Regions from separate parts of the Homo sapiens genome. Here region 1 is linked to region 2. The links are chromatin loops, found by intact Hi-C in ENCODE. Cell type or tissue: mammary epithelial cell. All regions are shown on one strand.

Evidence for each region. Peaks named below come from ENCODE experiments on the same cell type or tissue, not always from the same donor. Only the 100,000 strongest peaks of a DNase experiment are listed, where the experiment ranks them.
Region 1: a loop joins it to region 2, with 12 times the contacts of the local background. A loop is called at or near these places in 6 of 110 quality-filtered maps.

The regions. Positions count from the first base shown.
Region 1 is chr10:24,986,793-24,994,792 of GRCh38, reverse strand. It overlaps ENKUR (enkurin, TRPC channel interacting protein), which reads left to right. Exons shown (of 6, transcript NM_145010.4): 4 at 4,184-4,330. It also overlaps a transcript of THNSL1 not described here. Among named protein-coding and RNA genes, the nearest start is that of ENKUR, 25 kb to the left of the region's middle. In mammary epithelial cell, no CTCF peak of the experiment used is centred here; no DNase peak of the experiment used is centred here.
Region 2 is chr10:24,614,411-24,622,410 of GRCh38, reverse strand. ARHGAP21 (Rho GTPase activating protein 21) reads left to right here. Exons shown (of 26, transcript NM_020824.4): 9 at 1,042-2,938. Among named protein-coding and RNA genes, the nearest start is that of ARHGAP21, 110 kb to the left of the region's middle. In mammary epithelial cell, a CTCF peak has its summit at 4,464 (motif pointing left); a DNase peak (open chromatin) is centred at 3,860; H3K27ac peaks cover 1,493 bases.

The DNA.
Region 1 (8,000 bases), 370 kb before region 2:
ACCTCAGCCTCCCAAAGTGCTGGGATTGCAGACATAAGCCACTGCACCCAGCCAAATACAGATCTTTAAAATAAAAAAGCTTACAAAAAATCTTATTTAATGCTACTTTATTTTGCGCACTTATAAAGCTTAAAAGTGCTTGAAACACACAAAATATGAATGCAGGCTGGGCACAGTGGCTCACAACTGTAATCCCAGCACTTTAGAAGGCCAGGAGGATTGCTTGAGGTCAGGAGTTCAAGTCCATCTTGGCCAACATGGTGACACCCCATCTCTACTAAAAATACAAAAATTAGCCAGGCGTGGTGGTGTGTGCCTGTAATCCCAGCTACTCGGGTGGCTAAGGCACGAGAATCGCTTGATCCCAGGAGGCGGGGGTTGCAGTGAGCCAAGGTCGCGTCACTGCACTCCAGCCTGGGTGACAGAGCGAGACTCGGTGTCAAAAAAAAAAAAAAAGAGTGCAGAATTCTAAAGAATAATAAGTTGCATCAAGAAGAAATGAAGGAAGGGAGGGAGAAAGGAAAGGAAGGAAGGAAAAAGGAAGAGAGAGATAAAGAAAAAGGAAGAGAGATAAAGAAAAAAAGAAAAGAAATTGCAATAGTGATGTACAGGGACCTAAAATTGAAGAGTCCAGTGATCTACCATGATAAATCCAATGCCAGTGGAAAATCAAAACAGGACCCTCAAGGCTGTTTTCAGAGGACACTGTCTTCTCAGGAATCTAGGAGTTCCCAGGATAAGCCAATAAAGTTACTTCAGGCTTCTCCAGGTACTTCCTCCTTCTGTGGCCCCTGGAAACTGTTTTATAGTCGTTGTCCCACAGGATAGGGAAAAGTGGAAAACTCACTCTCATGGCTCTTAAAGCCACTTCCAGTCCATTATTTCTCCATGATCATATGAAAAGTCTTTACTGGTCATGCCACCACCTGTCACACACTCTGCCCCTCCCTTCTGGCTGCTCTCTAAGCTGTCCACTTGAATGCATTTTCTACCTTCAACAGGAAATTTGGAGTATCCATCATGGAAACAGAAAAATACCAGAGTTTACCAAACCATGAAAGCACTGTGCACCTAATGCCCTTTTGGTGTTGCTGACTAAGCAATCAGTGCTCATGAAAGACTTACTCAATTTACTTTTCCCTTATCAGAGTTAAGTTTTAAAGATCTATCATTGGTAGGTGAGATAGTAAATAAATTCTTTTAAAGTCAATGTCATATTTTTATAAAATGAGTGAACTCCCATTTCAGCTCCAAGTGAATTATATGCCATTCATACCATGAGAAACAATTTCTGAAAACAAGCAAGGATAGATGATCACATGAGGTATTTAGCAATACCAGTAAAGACATTCTTTCAAAGTCTAACTCTGCCACTTAGTAACTGTGATTTCCAACAATCCATTGGATTTATCACAGGGTTGTAGTGAGGATTAAATTATATAAAGTATATTGAGCACTTGACACAAAATGTGACACCTAATAAAAGAACAAAGAGTGAATAGTATAATATATGCAATTTTATTAACAGTATGCATTAGCCTCCGGTGATTCAGCCCATAGGAATATTTCAGATCATTGAAGCTTTTGCTCATTTGTGAGTTTTTTTTCTGAACTGTATCACACCATTCCCTTTCTTTTTAAAAACACTTAATTTAATTTTTTTTAGAGATGGAGTCTCACTATGTTGCCCAGGCTGGTCTTGAACTTTTGGGCTCAAGCAGTTCTCCTGCCTAGCTGTCCCAAAGTGCTGGGGTTACAGGCTTGAGCCACTGCGCCCAGTCATTCTCTTTCTTAAACAGAGTATGCCAAATATAATTTAATCTTTCTGTGATCCTGCAGAATCATCATGATGAAGCTCCATTATTGTACTAAGCTGTAATGAGGTGTTTCCTTCAGTGTTTCCTGAAGTGGATTGGCCTGTCTCACTCACTGCACCAGCTGACCAGAATACTGGCCTCCCAGAGTCTATTTGTATTGTCCTCTGCAGCTTCCAGAACACATTTATATCTAGGATTTCTATCCCTTGTTCAGTCAGGATGGGTTAAGTTACACTGTGATGACAAACAATCCCCAAATTTCAGTAACTTAAAGCAACAAAGTGTTATTGTTTGCTTTTGCCACGTGCCCTTTGAGGGTTGTTACAGGCTCTGCTTCTTGTCCTTCTTCCAGGACCCAGAAAAATCTAAACATTGCTTGTCACTAGACCAGACAGGAAAAGACACAGCAAGTCATCCACTAATTCTTAAGACTCCTATCGAGAAGTGGCAGAGGTCACCTCCACTGACACTGAGCAATTCAGGGCATATGGCTACATCTTACTTTATGAGGACAACACAGGAAAGTGTTGTCCTACCAAGTGTCTAGAAGGAGAACAGAATATTTGTCAGAATTTTAATGACTACCATACCTCCCAACTGCTGCTTCTTCGGAGAGTTCCTCCCCGACCTCCTTATTTATCTAAAATAGCCCCTATTATTTTCTTTTCCCCCACTATCCTTCTTTATTTTACTTCAGAACACATACATATTATTTCATTCTCTATTTTTGGTGAGTCTCTGTCACCATAGAATGCAAATTCCCTGAAGACGGAAACTTTGCCTTTTTTATTCACTAGTATTCCTAGCACCAAGTACATTCTCAAACATCTTTTGAAGAAGGAATACATAGTAATTCTGTTTCTATAGATGGTGAAATCAAACGCATTTACTAAGCTGAAAGAATCACAGCTGATGGCTTCACTGTCAGTCGTTGTGACATGGGAAAATTCCCTTATTCCCCTCGCAGAGTGTACCATAGGGCTGTGGCTCACTTCTTCAGTGCCCCACTGCTCACACTTCTAGGGGGAGCATGCCGAAGGGCAGGTTGTGAGGCTCTGACTCCAAAGCAGGGTCTATGGGTCGATGTTTACAGCTCCTGAAGCCGCAGTGGGCGTGTGTTACAGGGTGCTCTTTTGGTTTAGCTGTCCATAGGTGGCTTGTGTTTGCTCAATTAGACTCCCTGCCTTATGACAAGGACAGAGGGCTTCCAAAGGACTTTCTGTATCCCAGGAGTCTTGCCTTGGTATACTTGAAGAATTGGATCACACGTGGGCTTGGAGAATGAGTGCAAGGTTTTATTGAGTGGAAGTAGCTTCAGCAGATGGGAGAGCCAGAAGGGAGATGGTTTTTCCCTGGAGCCGGGCAGCTCTGTGGCCCGGGCTCTCCTCCCACCACCCCGGCCAAACTCTGCGTTGTTCCACTGATCGATGGCCTGCCGGCATGCTGGTGCCCATTGGTGTGCTCTTTTGTTGGCACGCCCCTGTCAACAGCCTCCACTTATACGTTCTTCCATTGATGTGTTCCTCTCGACGTCCAGCCATTTGTGTGCCTGCCTGCTAGGGTCTCGGGGGGTTTTATAGGCACAGGATGGAGGCATAAGTTTTCAAAGACTTTGTCTTTTCTTTAACGAGACCACGAAAAAGAGACTTCAAAATATTCAAGATATTTCAGGTAAAAACTGAAGCATGTAGAAGGTAGAAGGTAGAAAAGCCAACTCTTGAATATCTTATTCAAGATATTTCAGGTAAAAACTGAAGAACGTAGAAGGTAGAAAAGCCAACTCTTAGGAGTAAAGTATCAGCCAGGAGCAGGCGTGGGAAACATTCAGAAAAGGGAAAACAAGCAACTGCAATAACAACTCCATTTATTTATGTATTTAGAGATGGAGTCACACTCTGACACCCAGGCTGGAGTGCAGTGGCACCTTGGCTCACTGTAACCTCTGCCTCCCAGATTCAAGAGATTTTTGTGCCTCAGCCACCCGAATAGCTGGGACTACTGGCACATGCCACGATGCCTGGCTAATTTCTGTATTTTTAGTAGAGACGGGGTTTCACCATGTTGGCCAGGCTGGTCTCGAACTCCTGACCTCAAGTGATCCACCCCCCCACCCCTCAGCCTCCCAAAGTGCTGGGATTACAGGTGTGAGCCACTATGCCTGGGCAATAACAACTCCATTTTAAAAGGCAGGAATCTACTAGCTCTCAATGGAGGGAAAAAAGTCACTGAATTTTGTCAATTTACAGGGTTTTGAACAAAGGATTTAGTCTGTACCATTTCTTTTTCTTCCATCATCAGTTGATACGTACCCATATGTAAGATTGCATACAAAATATTGATTACTTTTTTCTGCAAAATCTTTTTAGGATTATGGTGTCACACCTGAATACATATGTAAGCGAAACGAGGAAATAAAGAAAGCCCAAGAAGACTATGATCGTTATATCCAGGAAAACCTTAAGAAAGCAGCTATGAAAAGGCTCTCCGATGAAGAAAGGGAGGCAGTTTTGCAGGTGTGTGTTCTGCCATTTACATTCATCTGTAACTCTTTGGATCATCTCTGAAAGAAAGGTGTACCATCACTTTGATGATTAAAGTCAGCACTTGGATTTTGAAATCAGAACAATCTCTTTGGGTTACAGTTAAAAACTACATACAGCAAAGCTGACTCTTTGGAGAGAGCAAAAAGTTGTGATATAGGGATTCATTTAATAATATTTTATTTCCAATTTGGTGAACTGTTTTTTTCCTGAACTAGTGTTGTAAGGAAGCCTACCTTCCTCTACAACGAACATGCATGAAATGAAGCAAATAAAGCATTTTTATTTTCATTTTTATGCCCCTGAGTTTGTGAAAAATAATATTCATAAATTAGATATTTTTCACTAGATGGAGCTCTAGAATAATTGAAACTGTCCTTAAAACAACTTTTTTTCCTTTCCTATAAGGCAAATGTCCAAAATTTTAAATAAACAGGTGCTAGGTTTCACATATGTTTTTCTTGTTTTTAATTACATAGACTTAAAGATATATTTATATTGGATTTTTTAATGCAGGGCTTTTATCTGAAGCATTTAAAATATTAGGGGGTGTAAGAGTTTCTGCTTCATCATTTGTATGAGCGTTTAATTAAACACCTCTTTGTACTTTTTATAGTCATACTGTCTCTTATAGAGGCAGAAATAATACTTAATTCTTTGTTTATTTTTCATTTTGAAAGCATCCCACGAAGCCATTTCTAGTTTATTATTAATCTCTGTTGAAAAATGGATTCATATGCTGTTACAACTTCTGAACATTTTATCAATGTCATCATAATCATCAATAAACATTTCTTAAATGCTAAACCCTGAGGATATTTTAAAAGGCATAAGATTTTTTAAAATATCTGCAGTGGAGTATTGTGCAATTTAATTAGTGAGAGGTACTATGGATCTATGTACATGTATAGATGTGAATATGTGTATGTGTGCAGCTCTTAAGTTTCATAAGGTTCCAAGGCACTAGTCACCCCTGGAGGATTGTAGATCGTTAGCTGGGCCTGAAAATGTAGAGTGACGGCATGTCCCAGACAGTAGGAGTGGCTCAAAGGCAAGGACGGTGTCTCTTTGCTGACAGCAGCATCCCCAGTGCCTAGCACAGTGCCCAGTGAAAACGCAGATGTTCAGAAATGGTCTGCTGCAAAGGAGGAAGGCAGACAGGCAGGAAGGAAGGCTGGCAGACATGGAAGTGAGAATTGGCATGTCATTTTCAGGGAGAGTTCTCGTCTGTGGCCCATTCTGTCTCTCTCATTTGGATTTTCCCATTTTCAGAAAGTACGTGCCTTTGTGAAAGCCAGGTTTTTACACCTAAATGATGCTGAAAAATAAGAATATGACAAAGAACTTAGAAGTGACAGGTCCTTCCCTTCTGTGTCTTTTTGGCTGTAGGAGATAAGCAGCCCTCAGCTTCCCATTACGGTCGCTACAGAGTTACCCTTTGATGTGATGATAGCAAATCATCCACTGGACGCCTTATGAGCCAGGGAGCAGAGCTGCCATAGTAACAAAGCCACCGGCTGGCCTCCTGACGAGCCCTGAGCCACACTTCCTTCCCTAGGCAAGAGTTGCATGTAGTTCGATGACAATCTGGTTGTATGTCCCTGAGTAAGCCACATTCTGCTCATTCTTCATAAAATAACAGTCTCATTATACCTGGACAGGATCATCTGGTCTAGTGATTCCAAACTTCTCATTTTTAAAATGAGGAATATATATATATATATATATATATATATATATATATATATATATATATATATATATATATATACATATGCTGTGTCACTCTACATTTTCAGGCCAGCTAAAGATCTATAATCCTCCAGTGGTGACTAGTGCATTGGAACCTTATGAAACTGAGGAGCTGCACACAGACACACATTCATATCTCTACATGTACATAGATCCGTAGTTCCTCTCACCAATTAAATTGCAAAATTCTCTATTTATACGTATTTTATATATAAATAAATTATATATAACATATGTACAATATAAAAAATAAATTTTACTTATATATAAATATATATACACATATATAAATATATACACATATATACATATATAAATATATATACACATATATAAATATATATATACACATATATAAATATATATACACACATATAAATATATATACATATATAAATATATATACACATATATATAAATATATATATACACATATATATATATATATACATTTTTTTTTGAGATGAAGTCTTGCTCTGTCACCCAGGCTGAAGTGCAGTGGCATGATCTTGGCTCATTGCAACCTCCACCTCTCAAGTTCAAATGATTCTCATGCCTCAGCCTCCCGAGTAGCTGAAACTACAGGCATGCACCACCACGCCCACCTAATTTTTTTGTATTTTTTAGTAAAGATGGGGTTTCGCTGTGTTGCCCAGGCTGGTCTTAAACTCCTGGCCTCAGGTGATCCACCCGCCTTGGCTTCCCAAAGTGCTAGGATTACAGGCGTGAGCCAATCTGCCCAGCCGTTAATACAAATACATTGTGGGCCCCTTTGTTCATTCATTTATTTATTGAATATCTAGTGTGTTCCAGCCAGAGGGATACTGTACAGAGCAAAATAAACACAGTCCTCAGTGTCAGTGAACTTAGAGTTTGATTTTCATTTCTCTTTGGTCACAAAACTATCAAGTACATCAATAGGGACTAAAACTCATTTACCAATTGCCAGGCTGGTGTTTCCCCCACTACAGAACACATACTTGCAGAGGAGGTAACAAAGGGAGGCTACTTCAGTCAGGGCTCCAGCAGGAAATCGAAGGCACACTCAGCTAGGACTTGGAAGAGAATTTATGTTTGTTTATTTTATGTATTTATTTGAGACAGTCTTGCTCTGTTGCCTAGGCTGGAGTGCAGTGGCACAATCACGGCTCACTGCTAGCTGGGATACCACCATGCCTGGCTGATTTTTTTTTATTTCATTTTTTTATTTTTAGAGAGGGAGTCTGACTATGTTGCCCAGGCTGGTCTCAAATTCCTGGCCTCAAGCAATCCTCCTCCCTCAGCCTCTCAAAGTGTTGGGATTGCAGGCATGAGCAGTGGCCACTGAAGAGAATTTATGAAGGAATTATTGACAGAAGTGAAGTAGGGTTAAGGGAACCAACAAGAAGCACTGAGGCACCCCAGGAGCAGGGACAGTAGGAATTTACCACCACCTACGCTTGAAAGGCAGCAGGCACAAGAAGCAGTGTTGTCAGAATCCAGTGAGAGCTGGAGCTGGGCTGAGGGTCATAGTCACAGATGAATGCAGCTAGAACCCATGTCTAGACTGTCCTAGGAGAGGAGGAGAAATGCCCCAACCTCACTCTCCACCCTCCAGGGCCTTCTGTGGCTGAACTCAGGCCAGAGGGCGAAAGAGCTGGGAGCACCCCACAAGGTGGAGAATGTTTGGGGGTGGGCGAGGGTGCAAAAGGAGCATGAAACTGAAAACTTCTTATTATAAGATCACTTCTCCCTGTCTGAATTTTTTCCAAAATGAACGATATTATTTCAGCTTTAAAATAGAAGAGAGGAAAATTAAGAATTAACAATAAGGGAAAATCACTATTGCTGCAACACATGAAGTATCTTTTTAGATGAAATAATGAAAAAACCTCTTAAAGTCAGCACGTAG
Region 2 (8,000 bases):
TCCTGTCACTACTACTTTGCTGTTACGTTTGTGGCTGCACTTGAGCTTTGCAAGCTGTCGAATGCAAAGAGCAGGATGTGATGATAGTCTTGAGTTAAGCTTGTTTTGATTAGGGGAAGATGTGTTACCACATCTGTCTCAGATGCTGAACATAGTCCCTGTGTTGCACTGATGAGCTCTGTTTTGTAAAGTCTCTATAGTTGATTTCTGTTATTCTTAAGGCTTTAAAAATATTGCTGAATAATTTTACAAATAGTTGATAAAAAACTATTTAGGCTGCATGCCTGCCTGTTAGTAATAGAGAAATGTCTCCTTATAATAAGTAAAGGAGACCAAATAAATTTGTATGATATACTTTTGCATTAGCTTAAAATAAAAATATAAATTATATACAGAACGATGAGTTACCTTTTTTCATGTTTTTCTGCCTTTATTATATGTGCTTTATTTCTTAAACTTGCATATTATCTTACTTTAAATATTAAAATACTTAGCATGGCTGCTGAAGGTCTTAATTTGTCAAAATGGATTATTCTTAGGGACTCTGTAATGGTTAATTGACAAGATGCTTCAAATAAATTAGACTTAATTTATTATAGTAGTAGTACTTAAAATGCATTTAAGATTTTTAATATTTTCACCTTTTCTCTGGCAAAATACATGAATCTTCCTTTGCTGGGATTTATTTGGCAGCCATTTAACCTGTCAACTGCTGAAACTCAGAAGGCTTGAATGGGGAGAATTTTAGAAGTAATGTGGGTACATCTAATTGGTTGGGTAGAAATTTGATGAGTTTCACATGTTTTGAGCAAAGAGGTGATTGTAATTTGTATGTGTTGCAGATTCTACAGTTTATTTGATTTCTGAGAGACTAGCTCTTTCTAGATTTGTAGAGTACCCTTATGTTGTGTTTGCATGCATGCTATAGTGAATGTCACTCAGGAACGAGGTAGGACATAGATAAAATAGTGCACTGTAAAAATGGAAATTATTATTCTTTTTATGAATTTCCAGTGACACCTTCCTCTCATTTCTATACAGGCATATTCTCAAGATGCCTACCTGAAAGGCAACGAAGCTTATAGCGGCAATGCCCGCAATATACCTGAACCTCCACCAATCTGCTATCCCTGGCTGCCATCTGCCCCATCAGCCATGGCACAGCCAGTTGAAATATCTCCTCCTGACTCATCATTGAGCAAACAGCAAACCAGTACACCAGTACTGACACAACCTGGTAGGGCCTATAGAATGGAAATACAAGTGCCTCCATCACCAACAGATGTTGCAAAATCAAACACAGCAGTGTGTGTTTGCAATGAAAGTGTAAGGACTGTCATTGTGCCTTCTGAGAAGGTTGTAGATTTGTTATCCAATAGAAACAACCATACAGGTCCTTCACATAGAACTGAAGAAGTGAGGTATGGCGTGAGTGAGCAGACCTCTTTAAAAACAGTGTCAAGAACCACATCACCACCATTATCAATTCCCACCACTCATCTAATTCATCAGCCTGCAGGCTCCAGATCACTGGAACCTTCTGGAATTTTACTTAAGTCTGGAAATTACAGTGGACATTCTGATGGAATCTCAAGCAGCAGATCTCAAGCTGTGGAGGCTCCCTCTGTATCTGTTAATCACTATTCGCCAAATTCCCATCAGCACATAGACTGGAAAAACTATAAAACTTACAAAGAGTATATTGATAACAGACGATTGCACATAGGTTGTCGGACAATACAAGAAAGATTAGATAGTTTAAGAGCAGCATCTCAAAGCACGACAGATTATAACCAGGTCGTCCCCAACCGCACTACTTTGCAGGGACGACGTCGAAGCACCTCTCATGATCGAGTGCCCCAGTCTGTCCAGATACGGCAACGCAGTGTGTCCCAAGAAAGACTGGAAGATTCTGTGCTAATGAAGTATTGTCCAAGAAGTGCATCTCAAGGAGCACTGACGTCTCCATCTGTTAGTTTTAGTAATCATAGAACTCGTTCATGGGATTATATTGAGGGACAGGATGAAACCTTAGAAAATGTCAATTCTGGAACTCCAATACCTGATTCCAATGGAGAGAAAAAACAGACTTACAAGTGGAGTGGGTTTACTGAACAGGATGATAGACGAGGTATTTGTGAAAGACCTAGGCAGCAAGAAATTCATAAATCTTTTCGAGGTTCCAATTTTACTGTGGCTCCAAGCGTTGTTAATTCTGATAACAGGCGAATGAGTGGTAGAGGAGTGGGATCTGTGTCGCAGTTTAAAAAAATTCCACCAGATCTAAAAACATTGCAGTCAAACAGAAATTTTCAGACTACTTGTGGAATGTCACTGCCTCGGGGTATTTCACAAGACAGGTCACCTCTTGTGAAAGTCCGAAGTAATTCTCTGAAAGCTCCTTCCACGCATGTCACAAAACCATCATTTAGCCAGAAATCATTTGTTTCTATCAAAGACCAAAGACCAGTAAATCACTTGCATCAGAACAGTCTGTTGAATCAGCAGACATGGGTAAGGACTGACAGTGCCCCCGATCAGCAAGTGGAGACTGGGAAATCCCCCTCTTTATCTGGAGCCTCTGCCAAGCCTGCCCCTCAGTCGAGTGAAAACGCTGGTACTTCAGATTTAGAACTACCTGTCAGTCAAAGGAATCAAGATTTAAGTTTACAAGAGGCTGAAACTGAGCAATCAGATACTTTAGATAATAAAGAAGCTGTCATCCTAAGGGAAAAACCTCCATCTGGACGCCAGACACCGCAGCCTTTAAGGCATCAGTCTTACATCTTGGCAGTAAATGACCAGGAGACCGGGTCAGACACTACCTGCTGGCTGCCCAATGATGCACGTCGAGAGGTCCACATAAAAAGAATGGAGGAAAGAAAAGCCTCGAGTACCAGTCCGCCTGGCGATTCTTTGGCTTCCATCCCATTTATAGGTGAGCTCATTTAGAGTCATTGGCTAATATGCCAAATGTATAAGAAATCTTTCCAGAAAAGTATTATTTCTAGTTCAATAGGCATAGAAGTCTTACACTGTGATTTTAAAATGTTTCTAGTGAATCTCATAAGCTGTGCTTCAACCAGAGCTTTCACAAACCTCTTTAAAAGTTATTTCTAGTACCAATTTTCCTTTTTTTAAAAAAAAAACAAAAACTTCATGTACCTAGTACCCATTTCAAATTTTTATTTTGATGAAACAAATTCCTGAGATTAAGGAAATCAGCGAAGCAAATTATACCTAATTGTTGATTCAGGTGAATGAAAAACCAAGTGGAACAGTTTTGATAATTAGTTACCAACCTTTCATTTAAACAGTGCTTTTACTTTCTAAAACATATTTCTTTGTAAATTTAACGTGTACTGAGAGAAAAGACCTCTTCATTGTCAAGTTAGTTTGCCATACTATAAATCCTGGAACAGATTTAGAGAAGTTACTTAAATTATAAGCGTGTGCCACAGTTGCCGGCACCTGTCCTGTTGAGTCTTCTGTCTGCTCCCTCCCACCCCAGATCTGTTCTCCATACAGCAGCCAGTGTGATGTTTTTAAAAATGTCAATTAGATCACACCACTCCTCTGTGCAGAACCCTCTGTTTCCTTCCCATTCATCTCACCCAAAATAGCATGCAAAATCCTCCCGTGATCTGAAAGGCCCTCCATGGTCTGCCTCACAACTCCCTCTCTGATGGTGTCAGAGAGATCCTACTTCGTGATCTCCTATCACAATCTTCCATGTGCATCCCATCTGCAGCCTCACCAGCCTCCTTGCTGTCAGGTGTGTGTTGCTACAGGGACAGGTACAGCTGGTTTCTAACCCTGGTATACATTCCACAGATAGTTAACAAGCCTCTGTCTTCCTCATGACATTTGGGTCTCTGCTCAAAGATCTTATCCAAGCAGGCTTTGTGACTCACCTATCTAAAACAGGTATCCCACGCACAGACACAGAAACGGACATTCTCTTCCCTTAAGCTTTTTTATTTATCTTCGTATTACTGTTTCCACTTGACATGTTTTGTTTTTTTGTTACATGTTTCTCAGTAGAACTAAAACATAAACTACATGAGAGCAGAGATTTAAAATCTTTGGTTCACTTTTGTGTCCCTAATGCCTAGAACACTGCGTGGCACATAAAGAATTCACTCAGTAAGTATTTGTTGAGATAATGGCTGAAAGACAATTTTGAAATGCTGGTTAAATGTATAGCACAACAATACAGTTCTCATCATGACTGTGCAGCTCTAAAACATCATCTGCTAACAGGTGATGACTTATGTCCTTAATATTATCTTCATTTTATAAGTGAGAAATTTAAGGTATAGAGAGGCTAAATAACATCTCTAAAATCGCATAGTAAGTGATAAGAGACAGGGTCTCTAGGTTTGCCTCATTCAGCCTCGTCCCAGAGCACAGCTCCAGGGAGCACGCCATTTATATGGAATGCCTGTGAAGAGCGCCCCCTGGAGGCATGCGATGCAGGGGCTTTTTTCCTTCTCTTTTTGCCACCAACCAAGGCCATACTTGTAGTCCCCCTGGTGTCCCATGGGTTTATGAAAAGAGTTCTCCATCATTTTACAATATAATATGCTTCTCTTTGAGTACTAGTTGAGTTTTTCTTTTCTACGGGAACATTTTTAAAGCTGTTGAGGACTGTTGTTTCTTTTCTACGGAAACATTTTTAAAGCTATCAATTGTAAAGCTATTGATAGCTTTAAAAATGTTTCTTGAGAAAACACTTAATTGGATAGGTGACACTAAAAGCTTTTTTAAAAAGTTCCACACAGCTTATGTTTTTTTTTATAAATCGGATATATTCAAGTTGTCAACATTGTGGGGAATCTCAACCTAAATTGTACCCATATTCATATCTATACCCCTAAGGCCAAGCTCAGCAAATAGTAGACTCCTGTTGTAGATGGAATCTTATACATCATCTAGAATAGATATTTTATAGAAGGCAACTGATGACGAATGATTGTTTTATGAAGTTTTAAAATGTAAAAAAATCTTACAACCTGTGGCTGTTTCACAGGCCCATGCGATCTTATCAGAACAGTGGCATCATATTTTCTTCCTACATAATAACAACAATATAATCAGATTACATTGGAGTAGTAAAAAAATGTGCTGGATATATCTGTTAATATTTCTTCCTAGTTATGAAGTATAGAAATAAAACAATTATGTTATTAAAGAGAAGATTTTGGCTAAAATAGAAAATAAAGATCTGTATAATTCTATATACATATAGATTGATGTAAATAAATAATTTTATTTACTAAGAATAAAAGTACTCTCTAATTAGTTCCTATCTTATTTGACTTTCGCCCTCCTTCCCCCGCTGCTCACCTTCTGCTGTGCGGCCCAGCTCCTAACCGGCCATGGACCAGTACCAGTCTGCAGCGCAGGAGTTGAGGACCCCTGCTATATACTAAGGTTGCAGGAGGCATACAGGCATACAAAACAAAATGAATACATTTTGTTTTTAAATTTGGAATATTACTCATTAACAGTATTTTGTTTACTGTTCCCACCCCCCACTTTATAAAGCTGCATAGTAAGTCCTGAAAATAAATTTCAACTTCTTTTATAAGTAAACACAAACCTCAACAATGTGAGCTGTTCATGAGTAATCTCACGGTGAATAGCAGATATTACAATGTGTTCTAAAATCCTGACTTCCTACACTTCTCTAATTTATACCACTCATTACTAGTAATACAAAAATGCTACGACTGTTACCTACACTCAGGGTTTCATCTTAACTTTCTTTCTCCATAGTTTTGTCATATCTCTTAAGACTCCTCCTCCATCTTACCCCAACATTGGCTGCGTGTGTGCTCAGTTGAGGGTTAGCCCTAAGTTAAATTGAATTTGATGGTCACAGCCTTATTGGCACTGCCATATCAAGATGATTTAGAAGTGTTAGATTTGGTAAGATATAGCTGGATTACATTGTCCATACAGGGGAACTTAGCTCCCTGAAATTTACCCAAAGGGAAGAGGTGACCATTCCCTATACCCAGTTTCTCCCTTTGGGAGCTCTGGGCTCAGTGCCAGTGGTGATATGACAGGACGATGCAATGAGCACCCAGCCCTTCTTTAATACTAATTCAGGCTGAGTCTTAGCAAATAGTCTGTTTATAAAGAGAAATCATATACTTTATCATCTTACATCTTTTATAAAGAGAAATCATGTACTTATCATCTTTATATGTCTTTTTCATATATTGGCTTTTCCCAAAAATGTGATGCCATTGGTACTTAAGCTTAGAGATTTTTGCTTCCACTATTTGAGTAACGATGTGAGGTAATTTAAAAAATAATAAAATAGTCCGGGTGCAGTGGCTTGCGCCCGTAATCCCAGCACTTTGGGAGGCTGAGGCAGTCAGATCACTTGAGGTTGGGAGTTCAAGACCAGCCTGGCCAACACAGTGAAACTCCATCTCTACAAAAAAAAATACAAAAATATTAGCTGGGCGTGGTGGGGTGCCTGTGAGCCCAGCTACTTGGGAGGCGGAGGCAGGAGAATTGCTTGAACCTGGGAAGCAGAGGTTGCAAAGAGCTGAGATCGTACCACTGCACTCCAGCCTGGGCGACAGAATAGTGAGACTCCACTCAAAAAATAAAATAAAATAATAAAATAACAAAAACTTATGCCGTGCTTTATAATCTACCACATACTTTATAATGTACCAGTCCTTACCATAACCCAGTGGGGAATTTATGGCAGAATTAATAACCCGTTTTATGGATAAGGAAAGTTAAGTACTTTGCTGAAGCTCTCTCAGAGAACTGACAGAGCCGATTGCCTGTTGGCTGCAAATTTCATATTCTTTGGACAGTGCCTCAAAATGAGCAAAAATTTAAATCTTGGATTTTACTTTTTTAAATCTTAGCTTGAAAAATCATTCTAAGTTTTATGCCGACTATTATTAGCTCAGATCACCCAGGTTTGAATTGGCATCTCTTCCCCATGCTTTTGTCATATCTCTAAGACTTCTCCTCCTCCCTCTTACCCCAACGTTGGCTGTATGTGTGCTCAGTGAGGGTTAGCCTAAGCTAAATTGAATTTGATGGTCATAGCCTTAACGGCACTGCCATATCCAGATGGTTTAGAAGTGTCGAGTTCGTTAACAAAAATGTTCCACCAATAAATAATTTTAGATGCTCTTTTATCTTTTCTTTGATAGTAGCATTAGTTTTTTTTGTTTGTTTTTGAGACGGAATTTCACTTTCGTTGCCTAAACTGGAGTGCAATGACACGATCTCAGCTCACTGCAACCTCCGCCTCCCGGGTTCAAGTGATTCTCCTGCCTCAGCCTCCCGAGTAGCTGGGATTACAGGTGTGCACCACCATGCCCAGCTAATTTTTTGTATTTTTAGTAGAAACGGGGTTTCACCATGTTAGCCAGACTGATCTCACAAACTCCTGACCTCAGGTGATCCGTCCCCCTCAGCCTCCCAAAGTGCTGGGATTACAGGTATGAGCCACCGCACCTGGCCACATTAACTTTTATTCTGAAACACTTTAAATTTCTTTGTAGCACACTTTATAGATTGCTATGCTTATTTATTTAGGGAAATACGTTTTTTTTAAAACCTAGCCGCATTTTTTTTTTTTTTTTGAGATGGAGTCTCACTCTGTCACCCAGCCTGGAGTGCAGTGGCATGATCTCGGCTCACTGCAACCTCTGCCTTCCAGGTTCAAGCGATTCTCCCACCTCAGTCTCCCAAGTAGCTGGGATTACAGGCGTGTGCCACCACACCCGGCTAATTTTTGTATTTTTAGTAGAAACGGGGTTTCACCATGTTGGCCAAGCTGGTCTCGAACTCCTGATCCGCCTGCCTCAACCTCCCAAAGTGCTGGAATTACAGGCGTGAGCCACTGTGCCCTCCCAAAACCTAGCTCTTATAAACTATGAAATTGTTTCACTAAAGTAGACTTTGGAGCCTTTTCACCTAGTTCCTTTAATGTTGAAAATAGACCCAAATCTCAA